2 separate regions of the Mus musculus genome follow, and region 1 is linked to region 2. Evidence: chromatin loops called from intact Hi-C (ENCODE). Cell type or tissue: heart. All regions are shown on one strand. Links, peaks and the distances in the headings refer to the core of each region. The heading gives the core; the rest is flanking DNA.

Evidence for each region. Hi-C counts contacts between places; a loop is a spot of excess contacts. Peaks named below come from ENCODE experiments on the same cell type or tissue, not always from the same donor. Only the 100,000 strongest peaks of a DNase experiment are listed, where the experiment ranks them.
Region 1: a loop joins it to region 2, with 4 times the contacts of the local background. A loop is called at or near these places in 1 of 42 quality-filtered maps.

What each region holds. Positions count from the first base shown.
Region 1 is chr7:38,271,079-38,275,467 of GRCm38, forward strand. It overlaps Pop4 (processing of precursor 4, ribonuclease P/MRP family, (S. cerevisiae)), which reads right to left and starts at 270. Exons shown (of 7, transcript NM_025390.4): 1 at 69-270. The coding sequence starts at 75. In heart, for the core only: a CTCF peak has its summit at 2,562; a DNase peak (open chromatin) is centred at 313; H3K4me3 peaks cover 825 bases; H3K27ac peaks cover 608 bases.
Region 2 is chr7:38,017,108-38,021,496 of GRCm38, forward strand. Uri1 (URI1, prefoldin-like chaperone) reads right to left here and starts at 2,445. Exons shown (of 11, transcript NM_011274.5): 1 at 2,003-2,445. The coding sequence starts at 2,113. In heart, for the core only: CTCF peaks have their summits at 2,069 and 2,275; DNase peaks (open chromatin) are centred at 1,524, 1,934 and 2,464; H3K4me3 peaks cover 1,795 bases; H3K27ac peaks cover 1,370 bases.

The DNA.
Region 1 (4,389 bases), core at 296-4,295, 250 kb after region 2:
GCCAACTTCTAGTTCCGAGGTTCTATATTCCCACCCCGGCCCCGCTCCGCGTCCCTCATCCCACTTACCCTTCATTGTCGGCCAGCTTCCGGAGCTCTCTGGCGATGTCTCCTTCAGGCCTCACTCATTCCTTTCCTTTCTTCGCTTTGTTCAGCGGCTTTCTCCCGCCGGGACGCTGCTTTTTTGTTTAAAATTCCACTGGAAAAATCCGATAAGCCCAAGAGACAATTAACAAAGTGCACGGACTTGCTCCACCCTGCGTCAGGGGATGGCGACCAGATTTCGGATCGGGCGCCTCTCTGACGTCATTGACGCGACGGCATCTGTGTGCGTCCGTCACTGGCACAGGCTCTGTGGTTGAGAGAGGAGCGGATTTTGCGGGTCTGCTGTGGTGTTCAGTATGCAAGTGTCTGTAACTGGAGTAGTCGTGTTGGGGGGTCAGGATTAATGAAATGTAGCGAGAGCAAGCTGCCATAGAGAGGACGCGAGGGAGATTGGGGACGAGGGAGGGCACAAGTTGGCCGGGGATATCGGCGGTAACGACTGTGGGATTCCTTTTTTTTTTTTTTTAAGCAAGAGGCTTACAGTGTTGCCCTGGGTAATCTAGAATTTACTCCCGAGAATACTAGTCATATTTTGTACTGGTGGCCGGGGGTATTTAGTCCTGTTTCTGCTACTAAATACTTTTATGACCTCGTTCAAAGGTCTTTTTCCTATTAGTAAAGAAAAAGAGTAGGTTTATTTGCTATCGGATGCAAGAAGGTAGAGACGTGTAGTTAGTGTAGCTAGTATAACAAAAGTTACATTTTATTATGCAAACGGTCATTTCATAGGTTCACCCCCTAAATTCCTAACTACCTAAGCCTATCTCCCCAAGGCTACCCTCCTGTGTGACTTATCTTAGCTGAAGGTCAGGTCCAGTCTCCAACAGAAGTTTTTGATTGGAGTGTCAGATTACTCTCCAGCCGCAGGGCAGATGAAGGTGGCTTCTCTTCAGTTGTGCAGAGCAGAGCATTGCTCTTGGTGCCCACTAATACACTGTCCACTGGGTGTCATGGGGTTCTAGGACTGTGTCTAGTTGTCTTGAGTGATGTAACTGGGTTCTGGTTATCAGGTGCTGCCTTGGGTGTACTGGGGTTCCTTAATTAAACGTTTTACATGGGGTTCCTTAGTTAAACGTTTTACATGTCTAAAAGGCACCTATCTTCTTCTTCTTCTCTCTCTCTTTCTTTCTTTCTTTCTTTCTTTCTTTCTTTCTTTCTTTCTTTCTTTCTTTCTTCTCTTTCTTCTCTCTCTCTCTCTCTCTCTCTCTCTCTCTCTCTCTCTCTCTCTCTCTCTCTCTCTCTCCCTCCCTCCCTCCCTCCCTCCCTCCCTCCCTCCCTTCCTTTCTTTCCTGTGCTCATTGCATCTTACCCCATTGGTCTCAAAATGTTTGCTCTTTTAAAAAATTGATTCTTTTTCACTGAAGACAGTGTCCCAGACACTTGCTTTGTGGTCTAGGCTGAGCTTGAAAGTGCAACATTCCTGCCTGGCCTTCTGGAGCATTGGAATTTATAGTCTATCTTATTATATCCAGTCTAGAAGGCATTCTTCAGACTTGGAACATTAGTGTCTGTCATTATGATAAAAGACAAAAGTGATTCTCAAAGATCTGGGACACAAAGGCCCAGGCTAGCCTTTTCTCTAGACCAGTTATTAGGAGTCTTTTAATGGACCCTTTCAAATATCTAGCATAGCTTTGGGTATATGTCACTGTTCCCTGTGATTCTCAGATTACAGTAGGATGTGGTTTTTTTTTTTAATTTTTTATTTTTTTTCAGAGTAACAGTGACACCACAGATGGCATGCTTACTATTTTTTCTTTTTAAGAAGGAGAGATTCTAACTTTGTCATCCTCAGAAAACCGTATGAAAAAAGATACCTACTAGAGTTTTTGTGATTGTTGTTTATGATTGTAAAGTACTGGAGAGAGTAGTTGACAGTGATGGACGGAGCAAATGAAGTGTGTGCTGATTTATTTGGTCAATTAAGTTTATCACAAGAGTGCACAGTCAGCAGGCTGGGGCTGGAGGATAGAGAGGTTGAGGCCCTCTTAGCATACACATGGAGACCTTGTCTGAATAAGCAGACAAGTGAAGGGTTTCAAAAATTCAGAGTTACCTAGCAGAAGGGTGCCCAGAATCTCTGTATTTTAAAATTTTTAGTTTATGTTCATTGGTATTTTGCCTGCAGTTATGTCAATGTGAGGTGTCAAGAAGACCTGGAAGGGGAGTTACAGACAGGTGTGAACTGCCAAGTGGGTGCTGGGAGATAGAACACAGGTCCTCTGGGAGAGTAGCAGGTGCTCTTCCAGCCAAGTCCTTCCAGCCCCAAGAATCTATATTTTTTTTTAAAAGAGATTTCTTAAAAAGTACCTCTTCCTCTCTCCCCCTTCTCTCCCCCCCCCTCCTGTTTGTGTGTGTGTAATGAACTATCCATAGAGGTCAGAAGAGAACTCCATTGGACCCGAAGCTATTGGTAGTTTGGAGCCACCTAGTGTGGGAGCTGGAACCTTTGGAAATGCAACAAGCGCTCTTGATACCTGAACATCTTCCCAGTTCCCAGAATCTATTTTTTTAAAAATCATATCACTTTTTTCATTTATTTAGTTATTCACTTTACATCCTGTCTGCTGCTCCCCCTCTCCCTTCCCAGTCCCACCCCCATATATCCCTCCCCCATTACCCTGCCTCTCAGCAGAGGCAAAGCCCCTCCCCACCCCCTCCCCTGCCTGCCCTGGGACATCAAGCCACAGCAGGACTAAGTGTATTCTCTCCCACTAAGGCCCAGCCAGGCAATCCAGCTAAGGGATGGGGGGTGGGGGGGGGGTGGGTACGTCCAGTGGCAGGCATCAGATTCAGAGACAGCCTCCACTCCAGTTGCTAGGGGACCCATATGAAGACCAAGCTGCACAACTGCTACAAATGTGTAGGGGGCCTACATCCAGCCCCTGTGTGTTCTTTTGTTGGTTTAGTCTCTGTCAGTCCCCATGGGCCTAGGTTAGTTAACTCTGTTGGTATTTTTGTGGTGTCCTTGACCCCTCCAGCTTGCTCAAGCTCATTCACAACTTTCCCACAAGACTCCCTAAGCTCTGCCTGATGTTTGGCTGTGGGTTTCTACATCTGTTTTCATCCACTGATGAATGAAGTCTCTTAGGAAGCAGTTATGCTAGGTTCCTGTCCACAAGCATAGCAGAGTATCATTAATAATGTCAGGGGTTGGCTTTCTCCCATGGAATGGGTCTCAGGTGGAGCCAGCCAATGGCTGGCCATTCCCTCATTCTCTGCTCCATCTTTATCCCTGCACATCTTGTAGGTAGTACAAATTTTGGGTTCAAGGTTTTGTGATTGGATTGCAGTCCCCCTCCCTCCACTAGGAGTCCTGCCTGGCTACAGGATGTGGCCACTTCAGTCTCCCTATATCTCAGTGGTATGCCATGTCTCCGGCTACTCGTGCAGATGTCCCCCATCTATATCTGTTCTCTCTCCTGGCCTTCTCCTGCCCCATTCCCATATCTTATCCCCATCCCTGTTCCCCTGCACACTCCCCTCCTACCGAATCTCCTCCCTCTATCCACATCTGAATTCTATTTTAATTCCACTTTTGAATGAGACTCCACATCCTCCCTTGGGTCCTTCTTATTTCCAAGTTTCTCTGTTTCTGTGGATTTTAGCATGATTATCCTGTATTTTATGGCTAATGTTCACACGTGAGTACATACCATGTGTATCTTTCTGGCTCTGGGTTACCTCACTCAGGATGGTAGTTTCTAGTTCCATCCATTTACCTGCAACTTTCATGATGTCTTTGTTTTTAATAGCTGAGTAGTATTTCATTTTGTAAGTGTACCACATTTTCTCTATTCATTCTTCATTTGAGGGACATCTAGGTCATTCTCAGTGTCTGTATATTATGAATAAAGTTGCTATGAGCATAGGTGAGCAAGTGTCCCTGTGGTATAGTGGAGCATCTTTTGGGTATGTGCCCAGGAGTAGTATAGTTGGGTCTTGAGGTTAGAAGAAGTAAATTGGATTCCCAATTTACTGAGAAACCACCAAATTGATTTCCCAAGTGTTTGTGCTAGTTTTCACTCTCACCAGCAATGGATGAGTGTCCCCTTTGTTCTACATCCTCGACAGCATGTGTTGTCACTTGAGTCACAGTGATTTTGATTTGCAGCTAGATGACTAAGGACATTGAAAGTTTCTTTAAGTGCTTCTTGGCCATTAGAGATTTCTTAGTTGGGCTGGTGACATGGCTCAGTGGTTAAGAGCACTGACTGCTTTTCCAAAGATTCTGAGTTCAAATCCCAGCAACCACATGGTGGCTCACAACCATCCATAATGATAT
Region 2 (4,389 bases), core at 177-4,176:
TTTCCATATGGGCTAGAGGCAGTGGTACCAGCTACCCTGGGACACTTCACAATTTGGTCAAAATTAACAAGGAGGCAATATGTAGGGCTTTGTTTTGGTTTGTCTTTCTTTCTTTCTTTCTTTCTTTCTTTCTTTCTTTCTTTCTTTCTTTCTTTCTTATTTTCCTCTATTTTCCTTTTTAAAAATCTGTTTCTCCTTTTAAAAAAAAATTAAGATGAAGTCAAGTCTGATGCCACAGGTAATCCCACCTACTTAGAAGGCTGAGTTTAGAGGCTTACAGCTTTAAGTCCAGGCTGGGCTACAATGGGAGTTCAAGGCCAGCTTGGGCAACTTAAAAAGAACATGTTTCAAAAATTAAAAAGTTGACTGATAATATAGCTCTCCTAGAACCATAATAAATAAAAATATAAATCAATAAAAGCAAATACGTCTTGTGATTTAAATTAAACTAGGTTAACTTTTAAACTCTCATCTTTAAGAACAAGTTTAAAATCCAACAGTTGTATTATGTATTAGGGAAAAACGGGGAAAAATATATATATATATAAAGCAGCAGCAGCAGGAGCTAACCAAAGTATGAAAGACTCCTACAATCTGTTAACAGGTGGTTTCTAAGCCAAAAGGGATTTCTTGGGACCTAGGAAAAACTTTCATATAGTTAACCTCAGCAATTTTTCTAACCACATTTCATGAAAAGTTTTACATAGGTATATGAATAAAAAGGAGTTTGGGTTTCATAGCAAAAATTCAAGCTTACATGAAATAGGAGCTCCCAAGATCCACCCTTAACTGAGGAGCTACTGGAAGTTGACAACAGCTAAGGGACAAAGACTGACACATGGGATTTGTGGTGCCCGTGCTCCTTGGATGGTTCTATCTAACACATATGGGCAAGCACTAGCTGGACTGAGATATTTAAAAAAAAAAAAAAAAAAAAAAAGGACATGAAGTTGGAAGGGGGATGTGTGGGAGGGAAAGGGAGTTAAGTTGAAGGGACGAAATAGATTTAACTGACTGCATGTACAATTCTCCAGGAGTAAATTCCAAATAAATAACATAAAGTTTACACGCAAAAATATTTAAATATAGAAAAATAGAGCTTCTCAAATGTTTATGCAACTTCCTAAACCTTTATTAATACCTCACTCTGGCAACAGGACATGTGACGTTTAAGCAAATTAAATGTCGCTTTTCAAAGAATTTCAAGGCACGTCAGGAGAATCAACTTGAAAACCTACAGAATCCACAGGACAATTTCACATTTAACAATCGAGCTGTAGTTCTTAACTACATAACATTTCCTTATAAAAAAAAATATATAATAATTCCCATTCGGAGATTCTAAGCATTCTCCTCTCCTCTGGTAGATCAAAAAAAAAAAAAAAAAGTGGGGAAAGCCTTGTTTAATAAAGGCTTGAAGTTAAAATTTAACAAAGGCCTTCTCTCTTGTCGACTACTAAACCTAAGAGCTGGATTGCACAGGAAGTGCATCATCACCAACGTAGTCAAACTTGGACGCTCAATCAAATAAGGATATCTCGTGTGTGTGTGTGTGTGTGTGTGTGTGTGTGTGTGTGTGTGTGTGCGCACGCGCGCATTGTACCAACGTTTAGATAATAAATAGCTAAGGGGTAAAAAGAGTGACCACTTCTGTTCACAGTGTAATCCCCGAACCAAAAAGGAAAAAAAAAAAAACACGTATTTTTATTTAGTCCCAACAATTGCTCTCTCAGTTCAGGGTCAACCGATTATCCTATCCCCTGCATCCTCTGTATTCCCCACATCCCCGCATCCCTTCCGGGGAAGGTCAAAGGGCCACCGACAAAAGACAACAAATGCACGTGACAAAAGTTTCTCCCGTGGTCCCCGCGGCCCGAGGCTGCGCAGCTCGCGCGTGGGGATCTCGGTTTCACGCAGAGGGCTGGCCGCATTAGAGGTTGCTCAGAGTGTCGCGGCCACATGCGGAAGCCGGCCAGGGCCGGAACCAAGCGCGGCCTGTTACCTTTTCCTGCTCCTCGCGAAGCCGCGCCACCTCTGGTGCGCGCAGCGGAGCGGCGGCTGAGGCCTCTGCAAGGGGCTGGGGCTCGGGCTCGGGTTCGGACGGGGGCTCCATGCCCGGCGCCGCAGCCTCAGCGAGGCGAACAAGTCCTAAACAAGTGTTTATGGAGACGGCGTGGCCGGCGGATGCCCAGCGCCCGCGCGCTCGCCCTCATGCACTGCACGCCTCTCTCTGAAGAGGCCGCGCTCACTTTCGCCGCTGCCCCGGGGGCCGCCGCTCGCGTCCGGGCTACCCGCGGCCGCATCTCACACGCGCATACCGCCGCCGCCGCCGCCGCCGCCGCCTCGGAGCAGCAGGCCCTACACCAGGCGCGCCACGCTCTTCTCCCGCAACCGGGCCCAGCTTAGCGTCCCGCGACTGCCGCGCCTCCGCGCACGCCCCGCCCCTCGCCCCGCCCGCGCAGCACGCCGGGAAGCTCTCAAGCTCCGCCCTAGGGGGCGGGGCTATGGCGGGGACAGGGCCTCCGGGTGGGGTGGAGGCTGAGCCGCTCAGGACCCCTGCACAGGATGAGAGGCGGCGGGATAGTGGGTCCCAATTCGCTTGGCGCTGCCTGTGGTGGTAGGAACTTAATATGAGCACTGAGACTGTTTCATAAGCTCATTTAATTTTATCAAATTCAGCTGTTTCCCATGCCTTTTAATGAACTAATGTGGTTTAATGAGCTAAAATGCACAATATACAACTATATTTTTGCGTATGTATTAATTACTGTACACATTACAATTTTCCTTACATATATTAAGCTGCAGTATTAATATTACTATGTTACTACGTATGCACTGTGTAGCACATTTTTCAACAACAGCTGCTGCCCTATCCCATGTATTTTATAATTCTGGTGTTTTGTTTAACAGTGGGGACCAAATGCATGGCTTTGGACTTGCTAGACAAGCACTCTACCAACTGAGCTAAATCCCCATCCCTGTTCCACTCAGTATTTTAAAAATTGGAAGCTGGAGCAGGGAGCACACCTTTAATCCCCAACAGTTTGAAGGCAGAGGCAGGAGGGTATCTGTGAGTTTGAAGCCAGCCTGGTCCACATAGCAAGTTCCAGGCCAGCCTGAGCTGAATAAATCTCTTGGACTCACTTCCTCCCCCTAGCCCTTTGTGCAGCCTCTGTTTGTGGCAGTCCTCTAGTCTACCTTGTGGCCTTGTCCTAACTCTATCCCAAGCCCGGACAATAGGCATAGATCCTATTACCTCAGTATTGTGTGTATAGGAACAGGCTGGCAGGCACCTGCAGAATTCTGGCCCTCTGTGGGTCTGTTTGCCCCTATCTTCCACTTCTGTTCCAGCTCCCAAGTCCACATCCATCCTTTGATCACTTGCATCAAGAAAGAAAAAGCAGGGACGATTGGGGAAGATGGTAAATATGAATTTCTCTCCCTGCAGATGCAGCAACCTCTGAAACACAGTCAAACTCTGAGCACTCATCTTGCCTCCCGCCAATAGCAGCATCCCTGACTCCTAGGGCACCGCAGAAGCTACTTCTCTAGTGCTGGGCTTTGAATATGAACTGACCCCATGTGTTTCAATACTTGGTCCCTAACAGGTAGTACTAATTTGGAAGGATACTTAAAAATTAGGATGTACCAGGCAGTGGTGGCTCACACCTTTAATCCCAGAATCTGGAAGGCAGAGGCAGGCAGATCTCTGAGTTTGAGGCCAGCCTGGTCTACAGAGTGAGTTCCAGGACATCCAAGGCTACACAAAAAAACCCTGTCTTGAAAAGTGAGGGGGTGGGGAATTTAGTATGTCGTTTAGAATGTAGAACCTAAGTGGAGGAAGTCGGTCAGTGGGGTAAGTCTTTGGTATAGCATCCCTGGATACTACCTGTCACTCTCTGCCTCTTGTTCAGCTGTGAAGTAAACTGAGGCAGGCCATGCCTCCCTGCCATAATACACTGAATCCTCTGGAATGGCATTCCCTACAGAAAGTGATCTAGGATAGATTTGTTTATGTTTGAGTGCATTTTTAGACATGTATCAAGCAAAAGCAAAAGAACATGTAGCAAGAAGCAGATAGAGAACAAAATAAATCAGGCCCTTACGACGTCTAGCAGAACTATCTAGGGTAACCAGAGCGGGAAAGCAAGCAAGAATAAAATCAGCAGCAAACAGCAGACAGATAACATCAACTTGAGCACTTACAACATGCCCCAGAAAGACTGGGCTGAGTCTGTCCAAAAGGCTGGAGCTCTGTTTGGGATGTTTCCAGCTAGAGCAGAGAGTTCACCCCACCAATGAGCTTCCTATTTCTCCTCCCCACCTCGGGCAGTCACAGGATAGACGATAGTAACTTCCATTAGAAACGGTTCGCCTTCTATCTGT